2 separate regions of the Mus musculus genome follow, and region 2 is linked to region 1. The links are chromatin loops, found by intact Hi-C in ENCODE. Cell type or tissue: left cerebral cortex. All regions are shown on one strand.

Region 1 (4,000 bases):
GTCTCTTAAGAGCCCCAGCCCTGGCAGACGGTCATTTGAAGATCCCATGACAGCATTTTCCCTACTTTATTCACAAATATGGAGGATATGTGGGAGGTCAGCAGGCTGGAGGTGGCTCTTCTGGCCTTCCTGGCCCCATCCCCTCAGGGAGGGAGCGGCAAATCACTGAGATGCGTCGGCCCCGGGGAACCCGGTGCTCCCCAAAAAATGATTCTTCATCTCTAAGGATCTCATGGGAGAAGTCATATCGGGCTGAACCCCTGCAAGAAGAGAGAAGCTGAGTGGGTGGATGGAGGGAAGACTGTCCCTTCAGCATTTCTATACTTTTTCTGAGTGGTGGTGGTGACTGTTAGAAACCCTCGGCCTCACCTGAGGACTTTGGGTTACGTCGTACCTTAAGATATAGAGAGACCCTGGCTCCAGCAACAGTTCCAGCCACTGCTCAGGTTCCTGTGTATGCACCAGCTTCATAACACTTGGAGACAACAGGGAAAGGCCAGCAATGGTAGATCCACAGAACTGGAAAAGGGGTATGTATGCTGTGTATATTGGGGTGTCAGGCTTAGTTCTGCCCCCCTGTCCACCGACAACCTAGCTAGGAGTTCTGATGGAATGCCTTCTGCCCACCTTGACACTGTCAACATGAGGCTTGATGTAGCCCCGAGGTTCCAGGTCCAACACATGTACTGGGGATAGCAGGCTCTGGTCAGGACCAAATGCAGCCGCCCGAACCCGCTGCAGGATGACCTGGCTTGCATCAGACCAGCAGGATTTCTCTGTCTCCCTGAAGCCATGGATGGCCTGAATAGAGAGCTCAAGTCATAACTGGGAACTCCCAGGACAGGAAAATGAGGTACCGAGGGGTGCAGTACAGGGCAGGCAGTCTTTCCAACTTTAGCTCATTATCAGTGAGGTTTCAACCACGCATCTGGTCTTCACGTTTCGTTTCCCAGTGGTCCCTGGTGCTGGCCACCCTAATATTCAGTATCTCGGTCTCCTGTCTCTATTTGATCCCACTCAAGTCCCTAGTGAAACTCCCAACTGCTGGCACTCCCTCTCCCAAGTCTGCTTTTTATTTCTAATCTTGTCACCAATGCCCCTGAAGTGTTCCAGAACTTCATGTCTGAAGTGACATCTTTGTCCTCACTACGCATTCCTTGGTGCCCACCAAAACCCTCCCTTCTGATTCCAGGCCCAGCCCCACACTACAGCCCCTGTTCTTAGTAAAGCCCAGCAGTGATTTGCCCCCACTGTAATACTGCGCTGCTCTGAGCTCAACGTTGCCAGTTCACCTTCTCCGGCTCTGGTCCCTTCCCCTGCTCTAAGTACCATCCACAAGCCCGCAGCAGCAGGCCTTCCCCTGGACTCAGCTCTGGCATCAAGATCAGCCCCATTCCCACAAGACCTCCTGACCAACTGTCACTCATCGAATTGCCCAGCACCCGCCATGTCCCACACCAGAGAAACTTGGTCCCACCCGAACCTACATCGGGGACTGCCCAAAACACACTGTCCCCAACCTGGCCAAGCAAGCCTAGCTCTTCACTCTACCCCTCCGAGGACCCCGCCCCCTCACTATGTCCCAGTGGGCGTCCCCTTAGCTCGCCGCTCCGCCCACTCACCGCGTCCCAGTGGTCGTACTCGTAGCGCCGGCGCCGCAGCTGGGGCTCCAGTTCGCGTGTTAGCGTGTCCTCCTCCTCCTGGCTCAGGAAGCCTGGATGCACCACGGCCTCATCACGCAGGCGGCCCAGCACGGCAGAGTCTGAGCCGCGCACCCAGGCGCACCCAGAAAGCAACCGCATCGCTAGCCTCCTGCTGCCCGCCATCTTCAGGGATTGACCACAGCAGGCTGAGCCACACCCCCGCAAGCTATTGGCTGACACCGCACCACGCCCATCAGCTACTGGCTCTATTAGCTGTGCTTTAAGTCAGTCTACCGCTTGTCCCGCCTCTCGGCCCTGAGCAAGGTCTCAAGCAGTAGGTGCAGAACTAGGGCGAACGGAGGCTGGAGGTCACGTGGGGGCAAAGCCAAGGTTAGAAGTTCAATCAGCCTAGCGCAAATTTAGCGCTTGTCAAACAGCACACCCTGGTGGAGAAAGGAGGATAACTAACTCCAAGGTCAGCCCTTGAGTTTGAGGCTAACCTGAATTTCAGATGTTGCCCACAAAATAGGACATCCAAACAAATAAGACCAAATAATACAACCCCCACCTCAAATGTTTTGTGTTAAATCTAAAAAGAGTCTACTTCCTTCCACACTAATAAACTGGGCCTAGGAAAATGGCTCAGCACTTGCTAAGAGTCTTTGGTTTGACCTCAGGACCCCCAAACATGGTGCAAGCAGAAAAAGCAACTCCTGCATTTGCGACCCTCTGACCTCCATAGGGTCATGTGGCACCTGCCTCCATCCCATAAACTGGGATCCTCTGCTTCTAGTTCTAGTAAAACTCCATAAACATGTCCTGACATTCTCTCTGGCTTCAGCTGGCTTTTGGAGCCTGCAACAAAATGCCAGGACTTTGTCACCTGGTGAGTCACCAGTGTCAGGTCTCATGGGTCTGAGGATCAACCCAAAGTTGGTGGTAGATTCTGGTAGACCCTCCACCCTAACTCTTAACTCTCTAAGGGGCCAAGCCCAGGATCGGCAGGTAAGAATGTACTCTTAAGTCCCAGCACCCACAGGGAAGCCCCAGGGGACCCAACATCCTCTTCTGGCCATGGGTACTGCACTCACCATGCACAAACCCACACATAACCAAAGATGTATGAAATCATATTTCTACCCACTGACTTTGGGGTAGTATATGGCTTAAGTCTGTTGAAGTCAGGTGTGGTGGTGTACACCTTTAATCCTAGCACTCAGGAGGTGAGGCAGGTGGGTACCTGAGTCTGAGGCTAGATTGGTTTAGTTCCAGGAGAGCCAGGGTTTGCTTACTGAAGTGGTTTGTCAAGGTGAAGGAGGCCTGCTGTCTTGGAGAAGTAATGGAAGGTGCTTCAGACATGGGACAAAGACTACAAAGATTTAATTTAAATCACAGTGTCTCAGGCAGTCTGCCCTGCTCTGAGGGCAACCTCAATCCACATCTCCTCTAGGGGTTGTTCTTGGGCCCAGCAGAGGAAGTTTCAGTCTGGTCTCCACTCCTTAGGTGCTTGTCGGGGCAGGAGGATCCGTCGGCGCTGTGGCAGTCTCCTTCTGTACCAGTTCTGGCTCATCCTCCCCGTCCTGAGGTGGGTGGACCAAGACCTTGTCCAAGATGCCAAACTCTTGGGCCTCCATGGGGCTCATGTAGCGGTCCCTCTCCATTGCTGACTCTAGGGAAAGCAGTATATGTGGGTAGGAGTAGAGGCCTGGGCTGTTTTTCCCCAAATTCCTAGGTTGAAGCCCTTACCAGTCGTGAGATGATTTATGGAGTTGTGAGGGACCCCCTACCATGGGATCTATGCTCTTATGAAGAGAGGCAAAAGTAAAAGGGCTACAAACTAAGATAATGTCTTCAAAGAAAAAAAGGAGGAGCTCTGTTGGCTGAACACTTTCCTAAGAGCCCAGGCTTCATACCTAGGAGCACCAGCAATTCCAGGAAACCAAAGGTGTAGAAGCCATTAGCATCAGGAATTGATAGCAACACAAAAATGTCACCTTCCAGGCCCTGGCTATTCCTGGCCTTCCTGCTTCCAGGACTGAGATTAGACACTCCTAGCATTTTAGCTTCCAGCCCATGATGTTTTCTTCCAGCTCCCAAGTTTCATAAGATACACTTACTCTGACAATCTTTCCCATGGGGCTGGGGAACCTCTCTGTGATTCAATCTCCTCCGTAGTAAAAAACAGGGTTTTGTTTTTGCTTTTTTTTTTTTTTCCAGACAGGATCACATGCAGCCCGGGCTAGCCTCGAAGGGACGACCTTCAACTCCTGATTCCCCCATCTGTGCTGGCCAAGTGCCGGGATGAGAGGTCTGCAGTGCTTACACCACACCAATTCAATTTTTACCGACTACTGTAA
Region 2 (4,000 bases), 190 kb after region 1:
ACCCAAGATTTTTTTTTCCCCCTGTAAACAAAGGGCGCTTCCCCAGCAGATCCACCTGGCGCCAGGCCAGACCCCAGCGCACTGCAGCCTGTGCCTGCCTCTTGGAGTCCTTGGAGACAGCAGGAGACTGGCCACTGCAATCTGCCATCCAGCAACTCCACTTGGGCACTCTGTCAAGTTCAAGGTCAAATGCACAGACTGGATTAGAGGCTGGTCTTGGGGAGACTTGAGGCCTTCTTTTGGACCATTGACTGGCAGTATGTGGTAGAGCTGGGTCACCAGGGAACCATGAGCCAGGCTCAGAGAGGCAGGATGACAGAGTGCTCTCAGGTTCCTGAGACCCCCATAGGGGAGGAAATCAGGTGAGGACAGGTAGAGAAAGCCAGGTCCCCCCAGGAGAGAACTCAGGAGAGGCAAAGAACCAAGCAGAGAAGCAGAGGGCCAGTGAGCAAGACTCCCGTGCCCAGCAAGCTCAGCCACACCATTGCTATTGCAGTCCTTCCAGCCAGTACACACCAGAATGCACAAGCACACACACACACATTCACCCATGCAGCAAATGCATGCACATATACGTACACACACATTCGACACACCTAACTGTAGCTTATCAACCTCAGTTTGACATCTGTGGCCTTCCCTTATTGAATGACAACCTTTAACTTTTTCACTTGACTCAGATACATCCCAGCTTCTCTCTGGCTTGCCAGCCACTAGTGTCATCCCGAGGTTCAGGTGGAATGAGGAGAGGAGGGCACACTTGAACTTCAGCTCTGGGCTCCTTGACAGTTGATCCCACAACCTGGGCAGCTCCTGAGTGAGGAGGGTGGTGCATACTGTGAGGACTCAGTAGCCACAGAGGACTCCCATGCTGAGTACAGGGACAGAGAGACCCAGCCTGGGCAGGGGACATGTTCCACGTGTCCCTCAGGGCTAGTACCTGTGGGCCCACTGAACTTCCCTCATGGAAACCTCATGCACCATGCAGCAGTACCAACAACAAACCCACCAGCCATCACTGGCTGTTATCATCTCTCCCACCTGAGACCTGGGCCACCCCAGCCCATCTTAGTACTGGGACCAAAGACATGATCAACCACACCTAGTGTGTGTGTGTGTGTGTGTATGTGTGTATGTGTGTGTTTCTGTCTGTCTGTCTGTCTGTCTGTCTGTCTGTCTGTCTCTTTGTATGAATGAGGTGTCCATTGTTCAGACACGGAATGGAATGGAAGCAACTGGGTGTTACTAGATTTGTTCATTTCAGACATTCTTGTGAGTCTTTGGTGACAAGTTTTGTTTCATACAGAGCCTCCCTCACTCAGTAGTCCAGGCTGCCCTGAAACTCACCTTGTGGCCCAGGCTGGCCCATGAACTCCAGGAACACTCCCCCTGCCCCATCTCCACCTCCCATCTCACAGTCACTGAGACTCCAAGATTCTTACTGGGTTCTGGGCTCAGAACTGAGAGGTCCTTGAGCCTTTGAAGGACTCTTTGCTGACTGAGCCGTCCTCCCCTCTGTCGGATTAAAACACTGAATTTGATTTATTCATTCATCAGCTTAGTTACTCATTCCAGTGTGTGTATACACAAAAGATTTTTCTTACAGAATACTTTTTGTTTTATGTTTGTAGCCCAGGCTGGCTTTAGACTCCTCATCTTGAACTCCTTACGCTCCTGCCTCCCTCCGCTTGTGTCCTGAGCCACTCCAAGTGCCTTCCCTCTGGAAACCGCTACACTGACGCGCATCACTGTACTGCGTGGTTCTGGCTCCATCTAGTGATCACCAATGGGGCAGCACAGGCGGGTGCAGAACCCAGTGTCACCAAACAGGGATTCATCCCCTCTTCCTGTGGGCACTCTATGTCATAGGCTGTCTCCAGTGACTGTTGAGACAGGAGCTTATTGACTGAATCTGAGACCGGGGTCCTCCTGCCCCTCTCCGCTTCTGGGGCTATAGGCACAAACACCAAGCCTGCTTTTTACATGGGTTCTGTGGATTTGAACCTGGGTGGTCACTGTTGGTGCAGTGGTCGCTTTCTTCTTGGAGCTGCCCCCTGCCGCCATCAGTGATCATGGCTGCTCAGCTTCAGGGCCATGGGCTGCAGGTGTGTGACCCCCCGACACCTCACCACCACTCTCTCTGCTCTAGATCCCAGCATGCAGAACTCCGAGGGAGGAGCAGATTCGCCAGCGTCAGTGGCTCTGCGTCCTGCAGCCCAGCCCATGCCAGCCTCCCCACAGGTGACTGTGCCCGCCCTGCCATCCCGGCACTCTTTGAAAAGTGCCACCAAAGAACCATGACACAGATGAGGAGAGAACACACCCCACCAGTCAACTGGCTCTCGCTCTGGAGAGCTTCTGTGCCTAAGGAAAAATAACTGAAAAATTCAAAGTAGAGAGAAATCTTAGGATGCTCCCCAAAGCTCCATTCAACCCTCCTCCTCCTCCATCTCCTCCATTTCCTCCTCCCCCATCTCCTCCATTTCCTCCTCCCCCATCTCCTCCATTTCCTCCCCCATCTCCTCCATTTCCTCCTCCTTCTCCATCTCCTCCATCCCCTCTCCATCTTCTCCCCCATCTCCTCCATTTCCTCCTCCTCCTCCATCTCCTCCATCCCCTCTCCATCTTCTCCCCCATCTCCTCCATTTCCTCCTCCATCTCCTCCATCTCCTCCCCATCTTCTCCTCCATCTCCTCCATTTCCTCCTCCTCCATCTCCTCCATCCCCTCCCCATCTTCTCCTCCATCTCCTCCATCCCCTACCCATCTCCTCCTCCATCTCCTCCATCCCCTACCCATCTCCTCCTCCATCTCCTCCATCCCCTCCCCATCTTCTCCTCCATCTCCTCCATCCCCTACCCATCTCCTCCTCCATCTCCTTCTCCCCCTACCTCATATTAGAAATGGAGCCCGGGGTCTTGAATGTGCTTCCCACCCAGCCCAGATTCATTCTTGAGAGACGTCCACCACTGTTTTCTGTAGCCATGAGCACACCAGCCTTCAGAGTAAAGTGTGGGGCAGGACACATGGGCATGCCAGGCAAACTGAAAGGTCAGGGACACAGGCATAGGACACATACTAACTTATTTTTTCAGAGAGCCAAAGGAGGGGAAATTAACAATAGATAGGCAGTTACCTTCAGATGCTGCCCTTTGTTTCTCCTGAAATGCTGGTGATGAACCCAGTGCCTTTACACGTGTCAGAAAAGGGCTCCATCACAAAGCTGCTCACCTCGTCCACACCCCTCCAGCTCCTTACATGCTTTCTGATGTCGTGACCCTCCACTGCCCAGATCGAGCTGCCCCATCACACTCTCAGTGTTAGCAACTCTGTGCCTCTGCTTTTGTTCTGCTGATCTGTTGAAACAAGGTCTCACTATGTAACTCAAGGCTGACCTGGAACTGTCAGCAATCCCCCTGCCTCAGCCTCACCCCTTCTTCCACCCTGAATCCTGGGATTACAGCTATTTATCATCACATCCAACCCAACCCCTAGTGTTTCAGGGGATGTGTGTGTGTGTGTGTGTGTGTGTTTGTTTGTTTTTGTTTTGCTCTTGTTGTTTGAGACCACGGCTGATGGTGCCTGAGGGCAGTTTCTGCAATGCTGAAAATGCCCTGCAAACTACAGCCCTCACTCTGTAATGCACTCTTTCTTCAAGTTCTCAACTACTCTCCTGCCTCGGCTTCCCGAGTGCTGGTATTGGAGGTGTGTGCCACAATAGTGGAGGGGATGTGCTGGGTGTGGACACAGGCTACCAGGTGAAGGTGATGGAGGCCTCTGTCCCTCTCCACCTTATTGTCCTGAAGCGGCGGCTTTGACTATAGCTGGCCTGGTGGCCAGCAAGCCTCAGAGGTCCTGTTGTCCCTGCCTCCTGTACACTGGGATCATAGGAGCTTGTAGCCACACCTGGCTTTCTGTGTGGGTGCTGGGATTCGAGCTCACATCTTCATGCTGTGCAGCAAGGCCTCTTACCTAGAGCCATGTGCGCATAGCCCTTCCTG

The links. Hi-C counts contacts between places; a loop is a spot of excess contacts. Peaks named below come from ENCODE experiments on the same cell type or tissue, not always from the same donor. Only the 100,000 strongest peaks of a DNase experiment are listed, where the experiment ranks them.
Region 2: a loop joins it to region 1, with 2.4 times the contacts of the local background. A loop is called at or near these places in 5 of 42 quality-filtered maps.

What each region holds. Positions count from the first base shown.
Region 1 is chr17:56,995,190-56,999,189 of GRCm38, reverse strand. Clpp (caseinolytic mitochondrial matrix peptidase proteolytic subunit) reads right to left here. Exons shown (of 6, transcript NM_017393.2): 6 at 2,819-3,312. The coding sequence ends at 3,143. It overlaps Alkbh7 (alkB homolog 7), which reads right to left and starts at 1,851. Exons shown (of 4, transcript NM_025538.3): 1 at 1,623-1,851; 2 at 628-801; 3 at 395-519; 4 at 1-260. The coding sequence starts at 1,826. The coding sequence ends at 98. In left cerebral cortex, a CTCF peak has its summit at 2,060; DNase peaks (open chromatin) are centred at 1,347 and 1,898; H3K4me3 peaks cover 1,387 bases; H3K27ac peaks cover 1,279 bases.
Region 2 is chr17:56,806,475-56,810,474 of GRCm38, reverse strand. Rfx2 (regulatory factor X, 2 (influences HLA class II expression)) reads left to right here. Exons shown (of 17, transcript NM_009056.2): 2 at 2,150-2,241. The coding sequence starts at 2,158. Among named protein-coding and RNA genes, the nearest start is that of Gm41604, 15 kb to the right of the region's middle. In left cerebral cortex, a CTCF peak has its summit at 1,772 (motif pointing left); DNase peaks (open chromatin) are centred at 58 and 1,767.